3 separate regions of the Homo sapiens genome follow, and regions 1 and 3 are each linked to region 2. A link is a loop called in an ENCODE intact Hi-C map of the cell type or tissue named here. Cell type or tissue: heart right ventricle. All regions are shown on one strand.

Region 1 (5,000 bases), 540 kb before region 2:
GACTTACAGAGCTAGCCCGAATGGCAAATATGTTTGAATTAAGCATTTCCTGTAGACTGTGTTTAATAGTTCAGATGGGTAGGAATGCAGTTCAAAAAACCTGTCAAGCAATCCCAGTAGTATTTTCTGATGAACCCTCAAGTCCTTCTGGATAAGACCCCAGCTAGTGCTGAAATGTGGTGAGGCCTGTGTTTCCTCCCTGAAAATAATGACCAAGATTTTACATTTGCACAGTGTGTCACGTTCTTTCAGTTTATTCCCACAGTCTGTGAGGTGGATAGGCCAAGGGTGATAATTCATTACATTTTAAAATAAGGGTATGGTCTCTGGGAAGGAAAACAATTTGCTTAGAGTTGTACAGCTGTTTGGTGACTACACTTCAGGCCTCTGTTTTTAGGCCAGTGTTCTTTTATGCCAGCCTGGTCCTGCTCTCTTCTGATAGAGGTTCTAAGGAATTGTTACCTTGTAGTAACCAGTGATCTATGGATCATGACTGTGGGGTTGAGAGTCGTAACCAGTGCCTTTTTAGCTCATAGAACTCTTGGAGGAGCTAATGGTACTTCCCCGTGGGGCCAGTGGTGGGTCTGATGCACCTCTGGGAATAATAGTAATAATAAAAGGAAGAAACAAAGTGTGATTTGCCCGATTGAGGGTGACTAGGAGTGACTTTGGGAACACATCTAATTGTTTGTCAGTAGATTATTTTGCCACATTCAGTCACTGCCTACAGTGATTTACAGCCATTATTTCTTAACATGCTGCATTTTTCTTTGGTATGCCTTAGTGGTATACCTGGTATAGATCTGAAGGTACTGTATAGTTAGTTTGCCTACATAACACTAACAATGCAGTTCATTCCTTTGTTCATAAATTCATTTATTTAACAAACGTCTGCTTAGTACCTGTATTCGTCTGTTCTCAATGCTGCTGATAAAGACATACCCAAGACTGGGTAATTTATAAAGGAAAAGAGGTTTAATTGACTCACAGTTCAGCATGGCTGGGGAGGCCTCAGGAAACTTACAGTCATGGTGGAAGGGGAAGCAAACACGTCCTTCACATGGCGGCAGGAGAGAATTGCAGAGCAAAGTGGTGGGGGGTAGGGGGAAGCCCCTTATAAAACCATCAGATCTTGTGAGAACTCATTATCACGAGAACAGCATGGAGGTAACCGCCCTCATGATTCAGTTACTTCCCTCCAAGTCCCTCCCATGACATGTGGGGACATGGGGATTATGGGAACTATAATTCAAGATGAGATTTGGGTGGGGACACAGCCAAACCATATCAGTACCTCTCATGATGCAGTAGGATGACCAAGACAAAATTCTTAAACTGGCGGGACTTACATTCTAGTAGGGGGAGGCAGACATGATTAAAATGTGTATGTCAGAGATGGTGTTAAGTGCTGTAGAGAGAAAGTACGGGACTCCACAGTCCCATCAGGTCTGATTACTTACACTTCTCGGATTTAAAAAAGGAGATCCTTGAAAGTCTTAAAAGGCTATAAGGAAGAAAAACTGCTTCTCAAAATCTAGGTTTTGTATATATCGTAGAACTGTAAGTATTTTAAAGAGCTAGAAGATTCAGATTATGTTTATTTCCTCTCTGATTTTAATTGCTTTGAGGATATTATAGTCTTACTTGGTTCAAGTTAGTTGAACTTGGTTCAGGCCAAGTTATCAGTAATGGGAATGATAATGATAGGTGAGTCTCTCTTTAAAAAGACAATGGGAAGGACTTTTAGAGGTTATTTAGACTAGCCCTCTCAATTTTGGCGGGGTGGGGTGAGTGTAACAGCTTTATTGAGATATAATTCCTGTACCATACAATTCACTTAAAGTGTACAAGTCAGTGGTTTTTAGTTTATTCACAAAATTGTGCAACTATCACCTGATAAATTTTAGAACTTTCTCTTTCCTTCAAAAACTCTTTTCTTCAAAAACACCCTTTAGCTGTCATACCCTGAAACTTTCTGCCCCATCTGCCCAGCCCTAAACAACCGCTGAACCACTTCCTGTCACTGTAGATTTGCCCATTGTGAATACTTCGTATAATTATAATATGTAGTCTTTTTTAACCAACTTGTTTCACTTAACGTGTTTTCAAGGTTCATCCGTATGGTAGCATGTGTCATTACTTCATTCCTTTTTATGGCTAAATAGTATTCCATTGTATGGAGATACCACATTTTGCTTATTCATTCCATCAAATGATGGACACGTGAGTTATTTCTACCTTTTGGTTACAATGAACATTGTGTACACATTTTTACATGATCTCTCAGTTTTCAAATGAAGTAAATGTAGTGGGGTGATTTGCCCAGTTCCCAGTGTGGTTCCAATGCATTGTGGGGCTCCGGAGGAGGCAGTGGTGCCACCTGCTTGACCAAGATCGTAGCTAGCTGTGAGGAGCTTGGAGCATGTAGGCATTTCTGGAAGAATTGAAATTATGTTTAGTTTCAGGGCCTTCTGTTCCTTCAGGAGGAGTGATACAATGGCATGAGGATGGACTTTGGTATCACATTTTCTACTGAGCCTCTGTAACCCTGGACAGGTGACTTCTATAAGCCTTGGTTTTCTCATTTGAAAAATGGAATTAATAATGTACCTTGCAGTGTTGTGAAGACTAGCAATAACATAGGTAAAGCACCCACCAGATCTAGCTGTGTAAGTGGTATCATCATTTAGGAAGTTACTGGAAGGACCAAGGAAAATGACGATGAGGTGGGCCTGTAATGATCCAGAGCAGCCACTAGATGGCAGAGAAATAGCAAGAAAAGACTGGCTGGTTGTGCACCTGGAACTTAGTAAGGTTTGTTAAGCTTCTTTCTAATTGTCCTTAAGAGGAGAGTACAGGCTCCCACATTGCTGGGAAAAGAGCCCACCGCCCACAGAATGTCATCACCCCATACCTGCAGCCTGTGCAGATATAGAAACACTACTGTGCGCCAAATTCGATAATCTTGCTTCTCATTTCTTAAAATAATTGCTGCCAATTCCCTAGACCCCAGTCTGCTTGACTGTCATGAAATTGCCTTTCAGTTAACCTTCAGCCAAGTATCAGTCTTCGTTCTCCTTGTCTGTTTTATTTATTTTTATTTTTTACTTAAATTGGGTCATGAGTCAAGCCTTGTAGATTCTGTTGTTGGGGAACTTGCAGACCAAGACATCCTCTGTTTTAGACAGATATATTCCATCCCTACAAGCAGAATTAAAGTTAGACTGTCAGGGAATAGTGAAATGTCTGTGTGTGGGATGATGCTTGGAGAAAATTGGTCGATTTCAGGGCTGTTTAGGTTGTTTGAAATAGGTACAAGCAGAGAACTTTTGAGGGCAGCCATTGGGACTGTTATACCAGATGACCTCCCCCTTCTTCCAGAGTTCTGAGTCTAGGTGCCCAGAATGGGTAAGTCAGTGGAAGGTTCACCTTTTCCCTGGGCCATTTAGGAGGACTTCCGGCTCTTGGTTTCTCTCAGCCCCCTTTTGCTGCCAGGGAGGGCAGTTGTGTTTCTAATTGAGTTGAGGCTGCCTGGTTTGTAGAGGCCAGTGAATTGAGGATAAAAAAAGCAGATGAGTTAGGGGCAAATTGGTAGGATCTTGGGGCTGGAAGTAGCCTTGAAAAAGATCACTTGGTTCAGCAATGAATGTCTGACTTAGGAAGACACTAAACCTCTAGTCCTGAGACCCTGCAGCTAAACTGAGAGGGTCTTGGGCAGGCCTGAAACTTAGACAGAAATATATGGCTGAGGTCGGTTCCTGGGCCTCAGCAGGTCTGGTTCTTGTTCATTGGGAACCAAATGGCTCTGGTCTCACACTGCCTGATTTTCTTAATGTCTCTGCTGTCTTAACTTGTGTTTGAGCCTCTCCTATCTAGCATGGTGTTGAGCACATAGTTCAGTTCTATGAACAGAAGGAAGGGAGAAGAGGAGTCAGGAATGCAAAAGAAGGCAACAGGGAAAAAGCTTGCATGGGTCGTAATACATTGTATTTATAAAGCTGCTGAGAAAATGCTTTCATGTTCATCTTCATAAAAGCCTGTGAGGCAAATAGAACAGGTGTTTATTTTACAAATGAGAAAACTGGCTTAGAGTTGAGCTTCTACAAGATTTTACAGATTGAACTGGAGTCTTTTGGTTCTGAATCCAGTGTTCCCGCTACTCAAACACCTTACTTTTGTGGGTGGTGCCTCTTCTCCCTTTTCTGTGGTTAGGAAAGCTAGAACTGGCCTTCTACTCATTCATAAAGTGGGTAAGAGTCATCCTTGGAGTATGTAGGGATTTCATCCTTAGCACCTCTCAGGTCCCTGTTTTCCTTCCATGAAGCCACGTACCGTTGAGACAGGCTGTTGCTCAGATTGAGGTAGAAGTGATTTACGGAAACTGGCCTGGCAGTGGCTGCTTTGGGTTCCAGATTAAGGAATCTGGGTTTTGCCTCCATCATACGAATTTTTCCCTTCATGTGTTAAAGGGAGTCCTCCTACCCTTTTTGGGGTTGAGAAACTAGAAGTTAAGGAAGAAGGAACTTTCTTTTTCTTTTTTTTTTTTTTTTTTGAGACGGAGTCTTGCACTGTCGCCTGGGCTGGAGTGCAGTGGCACGATCTCAGCTCACTGCAGCCTCTGCCTCCCGGGTTCACGCGATTCTCCTGCCTCAGCCTCCTGAGTAGCTGGGATTACAGGTGCATACCACCACATCCGGGTGATTTTTGTATTTTTAGTAGAGACGGGGTTTGACTATGTTGGCCAGACTGGTCTCGAACTCCTGACCTTGTGATCCGCCCACGTTGGCCTCCCAAAGTGCTGGGATTACAGGCGTGAGCCACCATGCCTGGCCAAGAAGGAGCATTTTTTTCAAAAGCAGTTTTCAGGTTACCAGAGAAGTTACAGGTTTTGGGATAAAACAAACCTAGGTTTCAAACCCCTTCGTGCCATCTAATAGCTGTGGCTTTGGACAAATCCATTAACCTCTAAGCTTTAGTTTCATTATCCCTAAAATTAAATC
Region 2 (5,000 bases):
CCCAGGTAGCTGGGATTACAGGTACCTGCCACCATGCCCCGTGAATTTTTTGTATTTTTAGTAGAGAAGGGGTTTCACCATGTTGGCCAGGCTGGTCTCGAACTCCTGACCTCAAGTGATCCTCCAGCCTTGGCCTCCCAAAGTGCTGGGATTAGAGGCATGTGCCACCACGCCCAGCCCATTCTTAGTATTTCACATGATGTGTTTAGCATGTCCTAGCAGCCTCATCTACCCAGGTTCGAATCCTGATGCCACCACTTATTAGCTGTCTAATCATGTGCATGTTAACCCAGCTCTGAGATCTCAGTTTCCTCATCTGTAAAGTGGGACTGATGATCCCAAAGGGTCATTGGGAAGATTAAATGACTTAATATATGAAAATTGTAGAGCAGTGCTCAGTTTATAACAAGGGCTATGGAAATTTTTGCTATTATTATATTTTATTTAATCTTTATGACCAAGCTCTGGGTATGGTATGATGGCCCTACATTACAGATGATGAAACTGAGGCTGCGAGGAGTAGGCATCAATCAGCAAATCAGCATCTAAGGGGAGGATCTGGGGGCCAGTCACAGTGGCTCACGCCTGTAATCCCAACACTTTGGGAGGCCAAGGCGGGCAGATCACTAGAGGTCAGGAGTTCGAGACCAGCCTGGCCAACATATAGTGAAACCCTGTCTCTACTAAAAATACAAAAATTAGCTAGGGGTGGTGGCGCACACCTGTAGTCCCAGCTACTTGGGAAGCTGAGGCAGGAGAATCACTTGAATCAGGGAGGCAGAGGTTACAGTGAGCTGAGATCGCGCCACTGCACTCCAGCCTGGGTGACAGAGCGAGACTCCATCTCTTAAAAAAAAAAAAAAAAAAAAAAAAATTGGAGGGTGGGGAGGCGGGAAGGAGCTGAGATTTGAACCCAAGTCTTACTGATGCCCAAGCCTGTGTTTAACCACTACCCTCACCAGCCTCCCTGGCTTCTATGAAGCACATGACACATCACACAGGTGCTTTTTCAACCCTGTGTTGGGAAGGCAGGGGCAGGAATCAGAGAGGGGAAGCAATTGGCCCAAGGGCACTCCGCAGTCCTTCCTGAAGCTAGGTTTCCTGAGTCCAGCCCTGGGCTTCCACCTGGCAGGTGTGGAGACCAGGGCTGCTGCCTCTGCTGCCTGATGGACATTCCGCCCAGGCTGGGGGCTGGGAGAGTCTTGAATGCTCACAGTGCATTCCAGGGCCCTATTTGTCTGTCTGGAAGCTACTATGAAGCAGCAAACCCCACCCTGTCCCTCGAATGCAGGAGAAATAAGGGGGCCAGGAGTTCAGATCTGAAAATGTCCAATGCACCATGCAGTTTCTCAAAGGAAGCTGGGTTTAGCTTTGTGCTGCACACACACACACACGCACACACCAGTTATGCCTTCACACCCACAGACACACTCAGGGAGGCACAATCCATCATACCACACAGCCCCTGCCTCAGACATACAAGTAACATCCATGAACCATCGCATATTCTCTCTCTCTTACGCATGTGTCCCAGACACACTCCTTTCACCCGGGGACACACATCCTCCTCACTCCAGCATGCACGAGCCTCAGAATGCCTGTGTTCTCTCCCACACGGACCCCCCACCACCCACACATACACTCAAACTCCCACAGGGCCATCCTCAGAAACACGGGCTGTCCCTCCCATCCACTGCCAGATGCACAAATGGCCTCATGGTCCTCGAGTGCACAACCTGAATACCCACCTCTAAAGTACAAGACCCCCTCCTGGGACTGCCCCTGCCCTGCCAACAGGCTTTGGGGGTCGGGAAGAAGTGAGGGGGGCCCAGGGAGAGGATGAACCCTCCACAGCCTCAGGGTAGCCCTCAGCTCCCTTCCAGAGTCAGCTCAGCCCTGTTCTCCCCCCGCCTCGCTCACCCAGAACACACACTGTTTCACAGGCACCGGGAAAAGAGACAGGTCTTCGGGAACCTAACGTGCTGGGCATTCCACGGCCATTGATGTATTTAATCCCAGCAAAATCGATGTGGACACTGAGGCTCAGAGAAAGCAGACATCCACCCAAGGACACACAGCCAGAAAGGGGAAGGGCCCTGGGGCTGAGCCAGGGGTGCCTGACCCCACAGGGTTAGGGCACGCAAAGAAAATGCCAGGGGTGGAGGCTCCATCAGCGGCAGTAGAGGCCAAGCTAGAGAAATGGGGTGTGCAGTGAGTGCCCGGCCACCCCCTTACCCTAAATCCTACCCATACCCCACCATCCACCCACTACCCCGATGCAAAATCTCTGGCCCCTCTGGGAGGGGAATGAACTGGAGCTGCCCGGAGCGGGGCCAAGTGGGCGGGGCACGGGAGGGTTGAGCGTGGGCCGAGGCTGCCACCTGCTGGACAAGCCGAACCCAGGCGCAGAGGAGGTGAAGAGGGAGGAGAGGAGCCCAGAGCCGTTAGGCTGGGTGGCCCCCAGCCCCATAATGCAGTATCCATCATTTCTTCTCGGCCCAGGCTTCCACCCACCAGGGACTCCTAGGGCCAAGTGGGTTCATGCCCCTTAACTCACCCCACACTCTCTGCAGTCCCATGGCACGTGGTGGAGACACAGAAGGGGAGACTGAGACCCTGAGGGTTCCTCAGTGAGGCAGGGGAAGAGCTCTGAACACCTGCCCATACCTGGCACGGGACAAGGCATCACACGTGTGTTGTGCACTGAATCCCAGCCACTGGCCTGGAGCTGTAAGAAGCCTCCATGTTACAGAGGGGGAACCAATGGACACAGGTGGCAGGTGTGGGGTCGAGGCTGGAGCCCTGCTACTGCCTGACAGCCCCTTCATCCCTAGAATCTCATGTGAGGAGAAGAGGGAGAGGGGAGAAGGCCTCTCAGCTCTGCCAGCCTGGTCCTGATGGGGAGCCCCTCACCAGCCATGGTGGGCTCCAAGCCCAGAGGCAGGGCACCCCCAGGATGCAGGCAAGGAGGGTGGTGTTGGCAGGGAAGATGGAACCGTCAGGGAAGACCAGGTGCCCCAACGAAGGAAGAGGCACCAATACTGAAAGCCAAGGCCACCCCAGTAGACAGAAGGGAGGCCAGAGGGACCAGTGATTTGCTGAAGGCATCTGGTCCATGCAGTGACAGGGCTGGAAGGAGAAGCCAGGGCCCTGGCTCTGTAGCCAGGGCAGCCCGTGCACCACAACAGCTGCCTGCCGCCAAAGCGGGTCCATCCTGGGGGTCCACCTCCAAGTGTGGCCACTGGGATGGGGCACATGGAAGTTTCTAGAACAAGGCTTGCAACTTGACAAGTGCATGTGAGGCTTGTTTCTGGGGGCAGCTGAGCAGAGGGGTCAGAGCAAGGCTTTGGGCCCCAAGAGACCACTCAGTGTGTGACTTTGGGCAACGGTGTACATCCTCCTGAGCCTGTTTCCTTATCTGTAAAGGGGGATAATAACTTCCTCCTAGGGATTCTGGGAAAACTGAGTCTCAGGCAAAGCAAATGCTAACATTGGTCATTAGATGGGATGAACCTGACTCTGGGGGACGTCTGTGCCCTGGGGGCTTGTGTTTATACACACACACACACACACACACACACACACACCCTCAGCCAGATGCTGGGGCAGGGGACAGTTCCTCATTTCGGACACTGACTGCCGGTGGGGGGATGTGGATGGGGTATTGCTGTGGTCAGTCTGGCTCAGCACCCAAAAGAAAGTGTCAAGTCAGGGAAAATTCTGGGAAAGGGGATGTGGGATTGGGGGAGGGCACGAGAAGGGGAGGGGGCCCAGCCCTGCTTTGGGCAATCCTTGCTCTGACCACTCAGACACCGTGTCCTCTTGCCTGGGAGAGGGGAAGCAGATCTGAGGACATCTCTGTGCCAGGCCAGAAACCGCCCACCTGCAGGTGAGGCCCGGACCCCTGCCCAGGTATGGGCAGATGGCCGTTTCCTCCACCTTCCGCCACCTTCCTGAAATGTGGTGCCAGGGGCAGCTTGGTGTGTGAGGGGAAGGAGGGTTCCCACTCCTGCTGGGCCCCGGGGCCTGGGCTGAAGAAAAGGCCCCACCATCCATCCATGGTGAGGCTCCTGGGGGAGGAAGGAAGGCGAGCTCCCGAGGGCTGAGGAGGACGGGCCCTGGGGAATGAGAGGGTTGGGGGCAGGTGAGGGGCTGGCGGGGACAGCTCAGCTCTCTCCCTCCCAGTTCCTTCTCCGGGATGGACGTGGGGCCCAGCTCCCTGCCCCACCTTGGGCTGAAGCTGCTGCTGCTCCTGCTGCTGCTGCCCCTCAGGGGCCAAGCCAACACAGGCTGCTACGGGATCCCAGGGATGCCCGGCCTGCCCGGGGCACCAGGGAAGGATGGGTACGACGGACTGCCGGGGCCCAAGGGGGAGCCAGGTGAGTCTGCTGGCCTGGTTTGGGGGTTTGGGTCTGGGGCAGGGATCAGAGTGTCTGTCTGGGGCTGACCAAGGGGGCGGGGGACAGCAGGAAGTGCTTGCCTTGCTGCCACGCCTGCCCCAGGGCAGAGGTGGACTCTCACGGTGTGTCTGGCTCCTCTATCCTCAGAGCCCAGGCTTCAGGCCACCCCAGAGGTGACCTTGGGCCCAGCGCACTTCCATCTTCCTTCTCCTCCTTACCCGATTATAGGGAGGGAATAAGAGCGCCTGCCCCCAAAGGTGGCCAGGAGGCTCACAGGAGACAGTGCAGGGAAAGTCTTCTTGCCCTGCAACATGGGCACCTGGGGAAGCTGGGGCCCACACAGTGAATATATCCAATGCACGACTGCCAGGGTTCAAATCCCAGCCCCTACTGATTCCCTCTATGTGAACCCGCACAAGTTACTTAACCTCGCAGTGCCTCAGTTTCCTCATCTGTAAAACGAGGAGATGGTAGCACCTGCTTCACAAGGTTGCTGTGAGGATTAAGTTAACTTAAATATAAAACAGCCCTGAGCACCTGGGAGGTCTATACAGGTGTAGGCTATTTTATCATTGGTTTTATCAGATATCCATGCTCACC
Region 3 (5,000 bases), 220 kb before region 2:
GGATGGGAACCTTGAAAAGCCCTCTGTGATTTTCCTTTTCACATCAGGCTTGGGGCCAGGCAGACATGGGTTCAAATCCTTGCTCTGCCACTCATGAGTTATGTGATCTTGGGAAGAGACTGAATGTCTCCGGACCTCAGTTTCCTCATCTGTAAAGTGGGAGTGGTTATAGGAGTGTACGGAACTGTTGGGTTTGGATTAAGGTGTCCAGCCCACTGCCTGGAATGCAGCACTTTGACTTGCTTATTGAACATCAAAATTAATTTACCGCCTTTTTCCCTCAAATCCTGTTCTTCCTCTGGAATTCCCTGTCCTGGTAGGGGTCTGTAATACTTATATCTAGGATGTCTATAATACTTACACATCCAAGGAGGGGTGGCCCATGTTCTCACACTTTCTATCAACTCCGTCATAGCTGTCTTGCACAGAGGTGAATCCATCACAGCTGCCTTGCATGGCCATTCCTCTCCACCCACTTTGGCCATGGCTCTCCATCCAGGACAAGGTTATGGCAAATCCTTCATCACTGGTTTCCTCCTTCCAGCCTCCTTACTCCTGCTGGGGTGGTTACATCAGCCCCTCTCCATGTCTCACTCTGAAACACATGTTCAGAGCACAAAGTCCAAACTGCTCAACCGAGCCAGGACGCCGAGGTCCCTCATGATCTGGGCCCCTCACTCCCACCTCCCCAGCATCATCTACTCCCACCCTGCCTCCCACACAAAACAACTCTCCCTCCCCAAACTCTCAGTGTTCCCTGAGGATGAGGCTCCCTGCTGCTCTGTGCCTCTAAGCCTCTGCCCCCTGCCCCCTGCCCCAACCACCCAGAACGCCCTCTCTGACAACCTCCTCTGCAAGCCCTCTGCAACTGCTCCCACCTGCCCAATTCTTCCCACGTGGAGCCAAGCACTCTCTCCTTCAGGCCCCACCGGCCTCTCTCAGACCCCCATGACGGCCCTTCCCACCTGTATGCGGCAGGTTTACCTGACTAGGCAATCCAGGAGGGAGGCGAGAGCACTGAATGAGAGCAATGCCTCTGGGGTCCTGTCTCCTGGGATTTACTGAGAGGACGTGTGGAGTCCTAGCACCATGTCTGCTGCATATAGATGCTCAGCAAATGAAAGTGATTCTTTTTATGGCTATCTCCCCATGAGGCTGCAAATTCCTAGAGCAAGACTCATGTCTTAATTATCTTTGCATCCCCAGCAACTAGCCCTGTGATCTGGCCCACAGTAGAAGTTTAACAGATGTTTTCACATGGATGAATGGATGGATGGATACATGGATGTATGGATGGATAAATAGATGGATGGTGTGGCTGAAAGAGGAGGAAGAAATACATAAGAGCTGCCATTTAGCTGGTAACTAGGCAGTGACAGAAACGTGCATAGCACTTTACAAAGCAATGTCAGCCAAACCCAACCACGGAGATTGATTCTATTTTTATCCCTGTTTCATGGTGGGGAGGAACTGGCTCAGAGAGGTGAAGACACCTGCCAGAGTTCCATAGTGATGACATTGGTGACAGCCGATATTCAAAGTCACTTCTGCCTGGTTACAAACCCCATGCAATTTCCATTTCTCCACGCTGCTTCCTAAAAGGAAGCAGTTGGAATAGCAGCCGCATCTGAAGGAAATATGAACTAGAATTTATGTCGAGATTGCTAAAGTTCCAGCCTGGCCAACACAATGAAACGCTTTCTCTACTAAAAATACAAAAATTAGCTGGGAGTGATGGTGCTGCCTGTAATCTCAGGTACTCAGGAGGCTGAGGCAGGAAAATCACTTGAACCAGGGAAGCAGAGGTTGCAGTGAGCTGAGATCTTGCCATTGCACTCCAGCCTGAGGGACAGAGCGAGACCCTGTCTAAAAAAAAAAAGAAAAGAAAAGAAAAAGAAAAAGAAAAAGATTTCTAAAGTTACCAGGTGCTTCACACTTATTTTATTTAATCCCACGAGAAGGGAGGCTGCTATCTACCATCCCCATAAAGAGATGAGGAAACTGAGGCCCAGGGAGTTTGGGGAAGGGCAGGCAGATCCAGAGCCCTTTACTGCTGCCTGAGCCATTCTGGTTTCCAGATGCTGGAAGTATCTACAGCACAGAAGTGCTGGCCTGGAAGGAGGGTTCTGGGTCTAAAAGTTAAAGGCAAACAGTGGAGGGAGGAAGGTATTGGCGTCTCTGGGTCATTGGTCAGAGCTGGGGTCTTAGGTGCCCAGGAAGTATCACTGTTATAACTGTTATGAATGATAAACTGCATTATTAGAGATGCTATGTAACCATATACTATAACATTACTTACGTTGTTAGGGAACTATAGGGTGTCCAGAGCACTTTTGTATGTACCACCAATTTTTCCCCACAATTCCTTCAAGATGTGCAAGCCGGGGACTATCACAATCTTACAAAGCAAATGGCTGCAGAGGAGTCACATGGATTCCCCCAAGGGCATATAGTTAGCAAATAGTTTCCCTAGTCTCAACACAAACGTTTCCGATTCCTGGTTCGGTGCTGTTACTCACACACCTGCAGCCTCTCTGAGCCCCTGGTGTGTTACGGGTGCTGTTTAGTAAGCCGATACGAGCACTGATAGAGAGCGAGAGAAAAACACAGATGGGTCGGAAAAGGAAAGCTGAACAATGGCTGGGAAATGGGGAAGGAAGCTCTGGGGGGTCCAGTAAAGGGACCGGCAGTCCAGGCTTCTCTGGGCCCCTCCTCACGTCCCAGCCTTTGCTGGAGCCACATATACAGCTGGCAACCCTGATGCTGGCACGAGATGGCGCCCTTGGATGGGGAACAGACTGGAGTCAGCCTGGACAGACTGGTGATTGGCTGTGAGCACTGCTGACTGGGCTGTCTGCAGTTTCTACACTGCCCCTGGACAGTGGGCACATCGGCTTGTGCTTCAGAAAGGCCCTTTCAAGACTCCTTTACTGAAATCCTAGGCCTGTCCACTCAAACGCACAGTCACAGGGTGAATCAGGGGTGTTCACAGTTATCCCCAGCCAGGTGAGTCCAAACAGGTGGATACAGAATTTTTTTTTTCTTTTTTTTTTTGAGACGGCGTCTCGCTCTGTCGCCAGGCTGGAGTGCAGTGGTGCGATCTCAGCACATTGCAGCCTCCACCTCCCAGGTTCAGGTGCCTGCCTCAGCCTCCCAAGTAGCTGGGACTCCAAGCGCGCGCCACCATGTCCAGCTAATTTTTGTATTTTTAGATACAGAGTTTCACCATGTTGGCCAGGATGGTCTCGATCTCGTGACCTTGTGATCCACCCACCTCGGCCTTCCAAAGTGCTGGGATTACAGGCATGAGCCACCACGCCCAGCTGTGAATGCAGATTTTACCCAGAGTCCAGGCCTCCCAACTGAGTCCCACGAAATCAAACTGTTGGGTTTCAACAGAGATCTTTCTAAAGTGTATTGATCCCTTCCAATGGGACAGGCATCATACTAAGTGCTTCCTCTGCATGTAAGGCTGTCAGGTAAAATACAGGATGCCCAGTTACATTGGAACTACAGATCAACACGGAATAATTTACTAGCATGAGTATGTCTCAAATATTGCATAGGACATACTTATGCTAAAAAGTTATTCCTTGATCTGGAATTCAAGGTTAACTGAGCACCCTGTATTTCTATTTGCTAAATCTGGCAACTCTATCTGTATTATTTCATCTTCGCAGCCATAGAGGGAGAAGATCCCATCTCCACTTTACGGGCATTGTAGCTGAAGCTCCAAGAGATAAAGGAATTGGTCTGTGTTTTACATGCGGGTGAGTGGTGGGGCTGCGATGCCAATCCAGGCCTGCCCAGTTCCCAAGTCTGCACCCTCACTGATTTCCTCTCTAACCAACACAAGGGGCAGAGGAAAAAAAATGCTGAATGCCTCTGGCCTTTCAGGGAGATGGTCAGCTAAAAATGGGCTCTGAGGGCATCAGATGTAAATATCTTCAATGTGAGAATAATAAAGGTTCTGTTGTAAAACAGGAATGAGTCTTATACATCATCCAACCAAGAGACTTTGGGGTTAACAGGTGGGCTCTGAAAACAGATCGTTGAGTAAAAGCCCCAACTCCATCCATTACTAGCTGTGTGACCTTGGGCAAGTTAATCAACCTTTCTGTGCCTCAGTTTCCCCATTAAGAAGTTGGGGATAATAACAATACCCGTGTCATAAAGTTGTTGTAAGCATTAAATGAAGTATACATGTAAAATATTTAGAACGGTGCCTGGCACTTGTAAGCACCCCAAATTATGTATTCTAGCTCATGTCTGTAGACCAACTGCTTCGCTCCATGAAGGAGAACACTGAAGCCCAGAAGCCTCGCTCAGGACCACACAGCAATCGGGTGGCTGAGCAGAGTCTCAATGCCAGGTCTCCAGGCTGATGTCTGTGATGCTGTCTTAAAAGAACAAGAGAGAGAAATCGGCATCAGATGGCAGCAGGCGCCCGGTTCCTGGTGTTCCTATCCTGATTTGTCTCACGCCTTTCAGTACAAAGGAATCCTACCACTTCTAAGGTCATTAGCAGAATTTAAATCCTCCAGTTCTTTTGCACCAGTACAATGTACATTTATTTCACTCCCTCCACAAACCATTATGGGGGCTAGCCACATGCCAAGCACTGTGTTAGGCACACAGGATATAAAGAACCTTGGCACATGGCCCCTGTCTCCGCCCTGTTGAGAGAGGGAGAAAAGCAAGTAGATGCCAAAAGATAGGCTGGGCATGGTGGCTCACACCTGTAATCCCAGCACTTTGGGAGGCCCAGGTGGGAGAATCACTTGAGGTCAGGAGTTCGAGACCAGCCTGGCCAACATGATAAAACCCCATCTCGACTAAAAATACACACAAAAAGATTAGCTGGGAGTGATGGCACATGCCTGTAATCCCAGCTACTTGGGATGCTGAGGCTGGAGAATCGCTTGAACTTGGGAGGTGGAGGTTGCAGTGAACCGAGATTGCACCACTGCACCCCAGCCTAGGTGACAGAGTGAGACTCC

The links. Peaks named below come from ENCODE experiments on the same cell type or tissue, not always from the same donor. Only the 100,000 strongest peaks of a DNase experiment are listed, where the experiment ranks them.
Region 1: it touches region 2 in a loop (3-fold over the local background); 25 of 110 quality-filtered maps call a loop at or near these places.
Region 3: it touches region 2 in a loop (24-fold over the local background); 105 of 110 quality-filtered maps call a loop at or near these places.

The regions. Positions count from the first base shown.
Region 1 is chr1:22,103,066-22,108,065 of GRCh38, forward strand. No RefSeq gene overlaps it. Among named protein-coding and RNA genes, the nearest start is that of WNT4, 38 kb to the right of the region's middle. In heart right ventricle, a CTCF peak has its summit at 2,754 (motif pointing right); no DNase peak of the experiment used is centred here.
Region 2 is chr1:22,639,826-22,644,825 of GRCh38, forward strand. C1QC (complement C1q C chain) reads left to right here and starts at 3,808. Exons shown (of 3, transcript NM_172369.5): 1 at 3,808-3,889; 2 at 4,186-4,379. The coding sequence starts at 4,199. In heart right ventricle, CTCF peaks have their summits at 2,389 (motif pointing left) and 2,590; DNase peaks (open chromatin) are centred at 2,066, 2,356 and 3,746; H3K27ac peaks cover 942 bases; H3K27me3 peaks cover 1,130 bases.
Region 3 is chr1:22,417,857-22,422,856 of GRCh38, forward strand. LOC105376856 (a long non-coding RNA gene) reads right to left here and starts at 1,108. Exons shown (of 3, transcript XR_947058.2): 1 at 985-1,108; 2 at 362-595. RefSeq lists an enhancer at 1-289. In heart right ventricle, a CTCF peak has its summit at 2,768 (motif pointing right); a DNase peak (open chromatin) is centred at 2,785; H3K27ac peaks cover 1,712 bases; H3K27me3 peaks cover 863 bases.